2 separate regions of the Homo sapiens genome follow, and region 2 is linked to region 1. A link is a contact called in ENCODE Hi-C or POLR2A ChIA-PET data. All regions are on one chromosome and are shown on one strand. The core of a region is the stretch at or near the end of the contact, and the rest is flanking DNA. Distances in the headings are between cores, read along the strand shown.

What was found. Hi-C counts contacts between places; a loop is a spot of excess contacts on that map. ChIA-PET counts read pairs that join two places held with the same protein, here RNA polymerase II (POLR2A).
Region 2: a loop to region 1 is called in a map of IMR-90, with 2.1 times the contacts of the local background. The contact joins two enhancer-like sites. A Hi-C loop is called at or near these places in 2 of 168 maps with a recorded cell type or tissue (Caco-2 and IMR-90). POLR2A ChIA-PET finds 5 or more read pairs at or near these places in 3 of 52 experiments (IMR-90, OCI-LY7 and T-cell).

Annotation. Positions count from the first base shown.
Region 1 is chr5:19,889,744-19,893,127 of GRCh38, forward strand. All of the region lies in intron 2 of CDH18 (cadherin 18), which reads right to left. Among named protein-coding and RNA genes, the nearest start is that of CDH18, 97 kb to the right of the region's middle. Within about 2 kb of position 2,013, at least 2 of the 41 ENCODE cell types and tissues checked have a DNase peak (open chromatin) inside an H3K27ac peak, as active enhancers do.
Region 2 is chr5:19,927,188-19,930,962 of GRCh38, forward strand. The region is part of intron 2 of CDH18 (cadherin 18); the gene reads right to left. Among named protein-coding and RNA genes, the nearest start is that of CDH18, 59 kb to the right of the region's middle. RefSeq lists an enhancer at 523-1,170. Within about 2 kb of position 1,989, at least 3 of the 41 ENCODE cell types and tissues checked have a DNase peak (open chromatin) inside an H3K27ac peak, as active enhancers do.

The sequences.
Region 1 (3,384 bases), core at 763-3,262:
AAGGCCTAAACACACATATGGTCACAGCCAAAAAAAGTCATGATTTTAAAATGTGCTCATAAAATGCATTATCTAATAACAATAAATCAGAGATATCAGATTGTGTCCAAAATGCTGTTTGCTCCAGAAGAGAATTACATGCGATATCATATAAATATGTACACATGAGAAAAATCTTGCAATGCAAGATGAGGCTATTAACAGGAAAAGGCCAAATGGTTACCATCTAAGAATCTTCTGAAGATGAATTACTGTATTTGTTTCCAATCTCTAGTATAATCAAATTACCACAAACTTGGTAGCTTACCACAAAACAAATTAATTGGTTTACAGTTCTGGAGTTCAGAAGTCCAAAATGAGTCTAACAAGCTAAATAGTCTTGGCAGATTCATGCTCCTGGAGGTTCTGGGGGTCATCTGTTTTCTGTGCTGTTACAAGCTTCTGGATGCTGCCTGCATTTCTCAGCTTGCAGCCCCTTCTGCCATATCAGAGCACATCACACTCCACCTTCCTGGACTGTCACATCTCTCTCTGTTTTACCAACACTTGTGATTACTTCGGGCCCACCCAGATAAACCAGGAGAATCTCCCATCTCAAGACCCTTAATCACATCTGTAAAGTACTTTTTTTCCATGTGGTGCATTTAGAGGTTCTGAGGATTAGGATGTGGAAATCTTTGGGGGACTACCATTCTGCCTGCTACAATGGTCTTGTTGAATATATAAATGTCCAATGGCTAAGCTCCATTCAAAGATACTTGGCTTGCTGAGAAACGACACAATTTTGACACTGCACAGAAAATGCAGACATTTCACATTAATCAAACTCAGAACAGCATTAGCCCAGAACACCATTTTTTTTTTTTTTTGAGACAAAGTCTTGCTCTGTCGCCCAGGCAGGAGTGCAGTGGCATAATCTTGGCTCACTGCAACCTCCGCATCCTGGGTTCAAGTGATTCTCCTCCCTCAGCCTCCTGAGTAGTTGGGATTATAGGCGCCCACCACTATGCCTGGCTAATTTTTGTATTTTTATTAGAGACGGGGTTTCACCATGTTGGCCAGGCTGAACATCAATGTATTTTAAATGTCATATAGGTTGCAATACTTTTTCCAGAATAACCACAATGGTCACTTCTTATAGATAGATTTGCGTAGAAAACCAATTTAAAACCAGTTTCTGAGTGAATGTGGAATCAGAAAAAGAAGATTTAGTTACATAATAGACAACTTTACTATTAATGGGTGAACTATCTATTTCCACAATAGTGGATAACATCCTTAGTAAGACTCTAATATCCAAAATTCATTATGTAATTCTTACTTCCTTGTCAATTTCTACCCTTGGCACTGGCATCCTTTGGCTTGGTCTGCTCTCTGTATCATTCCATTTTACCTATCCCTGTTCTAAATGATATAGTCTTCAATATGCCTTTATCTGTGGATCTAAGAATCTTTCTATCTCGTTCAAGTGACAGTGCACCTCCAAAATAAAATGTGCTGATTTTATAGTTTCACTTTCTAACATCAGTATAATTTTATTTATTTCAGAATTCTTGTCTGGATGGCAGAGGAATGGGGATAGGGCTAACGTGTGAGTAGAAACCTTTCCCAAATCAAAGGTTCATGACTAAGAGCATAATCCTGAATCCTTACAAAAAATATTTTGTGGAAACTAGAACCCTTCAACTTGAATTAGTGTTGCTTCAGAGATTATGTTATGCACAAAATGAAAGATAATCACGTAAAAGATAATTTATAATTTTTTTACTCAGTTTAAGTAATAACTCACAATACAACTTATAACAGCCCCAAATTGATCAAGATTCCCACATTATCTCCCTCAGGAGATAATGAATTCCCTGTTATAAGTGCCTCAAACAACATTAACTGGATTATATTCAGGAGAAGATTCTAGCCTCAGATTGGTGTGAGATCCATGTAACCTCTGAATTTCTCCCCAGGCTGAGATACTCTGTTTTCAGAATAGAAACATCAGCTTTGGAAATGATACAAACCTCCAGCCTGGGCAGATCCCATCTCCCTATTATATATGTTTGCTTTCTAACTGACTCACACATTTACTAAGAGAATGGAATGTAATTACATATTTTATGTTTAAAAGCATTTCCTAGGAGCAAAGCAGGAGAGAAGGACACTTCGAGAAACAAAGATCAAATGAAGAGTTGCCACAGATGAGATGTCTTTAAGGGCATTGTCTTGCTGACTTTTTATTTGGCTGTGTTTCAAGCTCACTTTTCTGTTCTCTTAGTCCTAGCACTTTGTGGGAAATGAGGATGAGTAGTAAATGTGCAATTGGGTAGGTGTCAGGGATGATAAAAATGCAAAATAAAAACTAGATTTAATTTGAAAATTTAATGCAATAGGAAACAATAGAAATAATTAAGGTTTAACTCTATTGCAAATAAAAGTTAGAAGACACTGTCTGAAGTAGCTAAAGTATCCTTAGAGCTAAAATTCTACTTGCTTGGTTAATAAAGGACAAGTATATCTTTAAAGTGCTCTAGCTAATGTTAGTTTACCTTTGGGAGGAAAAATAATGCGGTGATATATGATACTCATTACTTTTTGATATGTTAAAATAATAAATAAGGAAATTCAATTTTACTTTTTCATATTGAGAAAGGGTTGGAAACAAGAATTTGTGTAGGGCATCAACTTTGTAATGTTATTACCCTCATAATCATCAATTATATTGTCTAAAATTCTTAACACTGGAATGACTTATTTAGCTAAGAGACAGTCTCCAACGATCTGTAATCCTCATGTGCATTTCCTCCTGGTATTTATGTACCTGTATAGTCCTCTCTGACATGGAGTAGGGTGAACCTGTGACCAATAAGAATATTGTAGAAATCATGGAGTGTGACTTCCAAAAACTCTTCACCTTGTGTTCTCTTGGATTGTTCACTCTGTGGAAAGCCAGTTATCAGATCACACGGACATTCAAGCAGAGGCCCAGATAGAAAGGTACCGATTCCGAGAACATATGGGTGAGCTCATTTTCTAGGCCCAGTCAAGATTTCAGAAGATGACATCCCTGCCAACACTTCTTGAAAGTGATCTCATAAGAGACCCTGAACCAAAACCACCCACTTACGTGGCTTCTAATTTCTTGATCCACAAAAGTGATGCAACATATTAAACACTGGTTGTTATTTAAGCTGTCAAGTTTTGGAGTAATTTGTTATGCAGTGCCATGGCCTAAATGCTTTTGTCTCCCCAAAAGTCATATGTTAAAACCTAATTCCCAATGTGATAGCAGTGAGAGATGGGAAATTTGGGAGGTGATTAGGTCATGAGAGTGAAGCCCTCATGAATGGCATTAGTGCTTTTATACAAGAGGCCTCCCAAACAGCTCCCTCT
Region 2 (3,775 bases), core at 739-3,238, 37 kb after region 1:
TGTATGCTATGCTAACCTGCTCATAAAGTGTTAGAAATGGTGGCACAAGACAGGAGATGACATTCAGAGAGTAAGGACATCATTACTCAGGACACAGCAGGCGGCATGAGCTTCTTACATGTTTGGGTGAGAATATATTAACTCATTTCATTCTCACAATACTCTATGAGGTAGTTTTGACTCTTGCCCTCACTTAAAAGATGAGGTTACGCAACCTGCCAAATTCAAAAAGCTTCAAAGCATCAGAAATTGATCTCAAAAGTCTCCAACTCCAGATACTGAATTCTTAATGACCACACTGTACTGACTTTTTAAATGTATATAGACAGTACCTTAATAATAGTAACATATTTCCTTTAATAAAGATGTATGATTCTGAAATAAAGTATGAAAGCACATATATATAAATTATTATGATGTATATTATTTTAGCAAAATGATATTTTTATGAATGTTACTGCAGGTCAGCTATTTTCTAATGCAGACATGTAATTTTTTGGAGATTATGTATAAAAATATTTCATTTCTTAAAGAAAAAAGTTATCAATCTAATATGTGTCAGAAAAAACCTGAGAAATGTGGTCTTAGTTTATTCCCAGAATACCAAACAACCAATATGATGTTATATTTATTCATTTAGGGAGCTTGCAAGTAAATTGTACTCTCTGTTCTGACAGACCCTTGAGATGGCATAAGCCTTTTCCAAATTTTGCTTCATTGTGATTCTGAGTCTTTAAATAGAGAATTTGGCTGCTAAGCCTACAAGAGATTCCATGTCTATTAAATCCATCCTATCTTGTTGTGTTTATTTGAGGTAATCTATTAGTTTACACAACTTGCTCTTTGGTCATGCAGAGCTCTGAAAAACACAGCCTGCCAGGGCTCCGTCCTGATTCATTGTCATGGAGAAGCTCAAACAAGAACCAGACACTGTGAGGACAAAAGATCCCTCAAATTACCTGCAGAGAGTCGCCCTGGCTTTCAATGGCTGCAGTCCAAAGACACTTAGACCAAATTAAATTGTGCCAAAACATTTAAAAGCAATATTATTAAAACAGAATTCTTCTCAATATGCTGCTCAGCCACATGTTATTTGTATTTTCGGTACTAAAAACTACTGACATAAATGAATTAATGTTTGCAAACACTTAAAAGAAGGCCCGGCACACAGAAAGCATTATACAAAAACTATGAGACTTTGCTAAACAAAATAAAAGATGGGAATTCTACGCATGGTCAAGATGACTTACTTTTGTATCTGATTTAGAAGTCACCAAATATGTATAAATTTCACTTGGAAGAAATAAATGATCATCCTGAAAGTTCTATCAGTACATGGAACGTAGCATGTATATCCATACATGCTACACAATACAGGAATGTAACATACATATCCATACAGGATACACAATACTCCTGTGTGAGCTTGAGAATGTGTTAAAAGAAAGAAATGAACAATGGGCTAAGAGTAGCAAAAGAGATCAGAACACTGGGAGGATTGGCAGGAATGAACCTGGGAAGAAAACAGCCCAGAGTGTGTACTGCCGCAAATCATCAGCTGAACTTAAACCTTGGCACTCAGGATCTCTGAATAAATGCATTGGCTGCACAGTGGGGCTCAGGCACTGCTAAGCTCTTCACATATGTTATCTTATTTAGTCCCTACAACAGTCTTATAGATGATGACTAGCAATATCCCATTTTACAGATGAAGAAATTTAGTCAGAGGCATTCCTGGAGACTGGGTTGAAAGAGACCTAAATCATTTTTATTTTATTGTTTTTCAGATTTTGGCCACACATACACATCGTTTTCATCCTTAATTACATCATGGGAGTGAAGCTTCCATAATATTCCTTGAGAGTTTATAAATACTGTAAACAAAATTTTCTAACTTTTCATAATTAATGAAAGTTTCTAGGACTGCAAAGTACACATGTGTTCATGTTTTATATGATCAATGGAAAAGAAAACTGGCCCTGACTCATCTTCGTGACTAGCAATCTCATGGTTATGAGTCATCACTTCTTCCTCTCCTCAGTATTAGACAACACAAAAGACAGGCCTTTTAATCAAATGACTTAATCACTTAGGTTTAGTTTGGCATCAGACATAGGTATTGATGGCACCTAAATGCTCCATGCTCCATAAGAACAGAAGAGCATTACTATATGCAGAGGACACAGCAAGCATTAGGAAACAGACTGACTCCTCAAGACTGAATCAAACATTTTCTGTGCAAAATTAGTGCAAGAAATCACAAGGAGGAAATACGAAATGTTGAGACGAAGAATAAATATTTAGATGGTATCAGCCCAGAGTAGACAGGAGGCATTACGGACACCTTCAGAGTATTTTCATACCCTTGCAATTGGCTTTGTCAAACAATTTTTAATTTTGATGTACATGTGTTATGCCTCCCTAATAATATACAGAAATCCAGAATTTGGGACTAGTCTGCATGGTATTTAGGATGTGACTTGCAAGGACTTTAAACACAAAAAAAGGCCTCAATACATCAATGCCTTAAATGTTGGTGTGTGAATGTAACCATCTTAAGTTGATTTTTGTAGGCTAGGCTTTACCTCTTATTTGCATTCATTATAGTAAAAGGAATCAGCCCAACTTATTTATATATGTTGAACTTTCATTTTATATTCATAAATGGTCATCATTGGATGACTGTATTTCCAATAATTTACTGAAAATTAAAACACAATGGCTTTCTGCAGCAGGAAAAACGTTGGTTTAGGCTCCTGTAGAGGTTGAAGTAGAAACTAAGAAAAAATAGGTTCAGATGTATAATGACAGTGACAGGGTAAAAGATAAGAATGGCAGCTAACACCCATTGATAAAAGGTTTAGCATAAGTTAGGCAAATATTCAAAGCTCTTTGAAACACTAGTTCATTTAATCTTTAAAGAACCTTAAGGGTCACAGCTTATAATTATCATTCTCAGCATATGGATGAAGAAAACGGAACAAAGGGAGGATAAGTGACATACTAAAGGTCACATACACACATCCCTAATTAGTAACCCTGGGATTCCAACTCAGGGAATCTACTGCCAAAGTATGCATTCTTAATTACTATCAAATATTGCCTCTGGACTGTGTTAAAAAGCTAAATGGAGAGCGAGCAAGGAGAAACATATGTGTACACACTGAAGAAGCAGAGTTAGAACATAGGGCTAAAGAAAAAGGTGAAAAGAGAAGAAAAATGACTTGGAGATGGAAATAACCATTATTAAAATGAAAATTAAAAACAAATCTCTCTCATATTATGGAAGTGTGAAAAACAACAGAGAAGGCTCTCCTATATTTTCCACAGTAGCATTTTGTGTTCTACAATCATATCAATCAAGGAGGAAATATTGATCATGTGGTTACCATGGGAGAGGCTCCGCAAAGCTCCGGGGGACACTTGTACGTGAGAAGATAAATAAAAGGGTAAGGTAGCAAGTGTAGAGTTCAGAGCAGCTCAATAGCAAGAGGCCTAGTGTGCTGTCAAGGAAACAGCTGGCTGAAAACGAATCATAAACTCTATCTCTAAGCTTATGAAACTGCCCTTGCTTGTAGTGCATAAGATCCGTAATATATTTAAAGATGATCATGTCTTCATTTACAAAGGAAGACAAATTAAAAAATCAAGAAACAGTCAAACTAAATAAACCAAAGTCTTAAGATGTTTCTGCAGCTTAATAACAGAAACTCAGTTCGAAACACAGAATTAAGAATTATAAGTCCTTATAAACTTAAGAATGGAAGTGTGATCA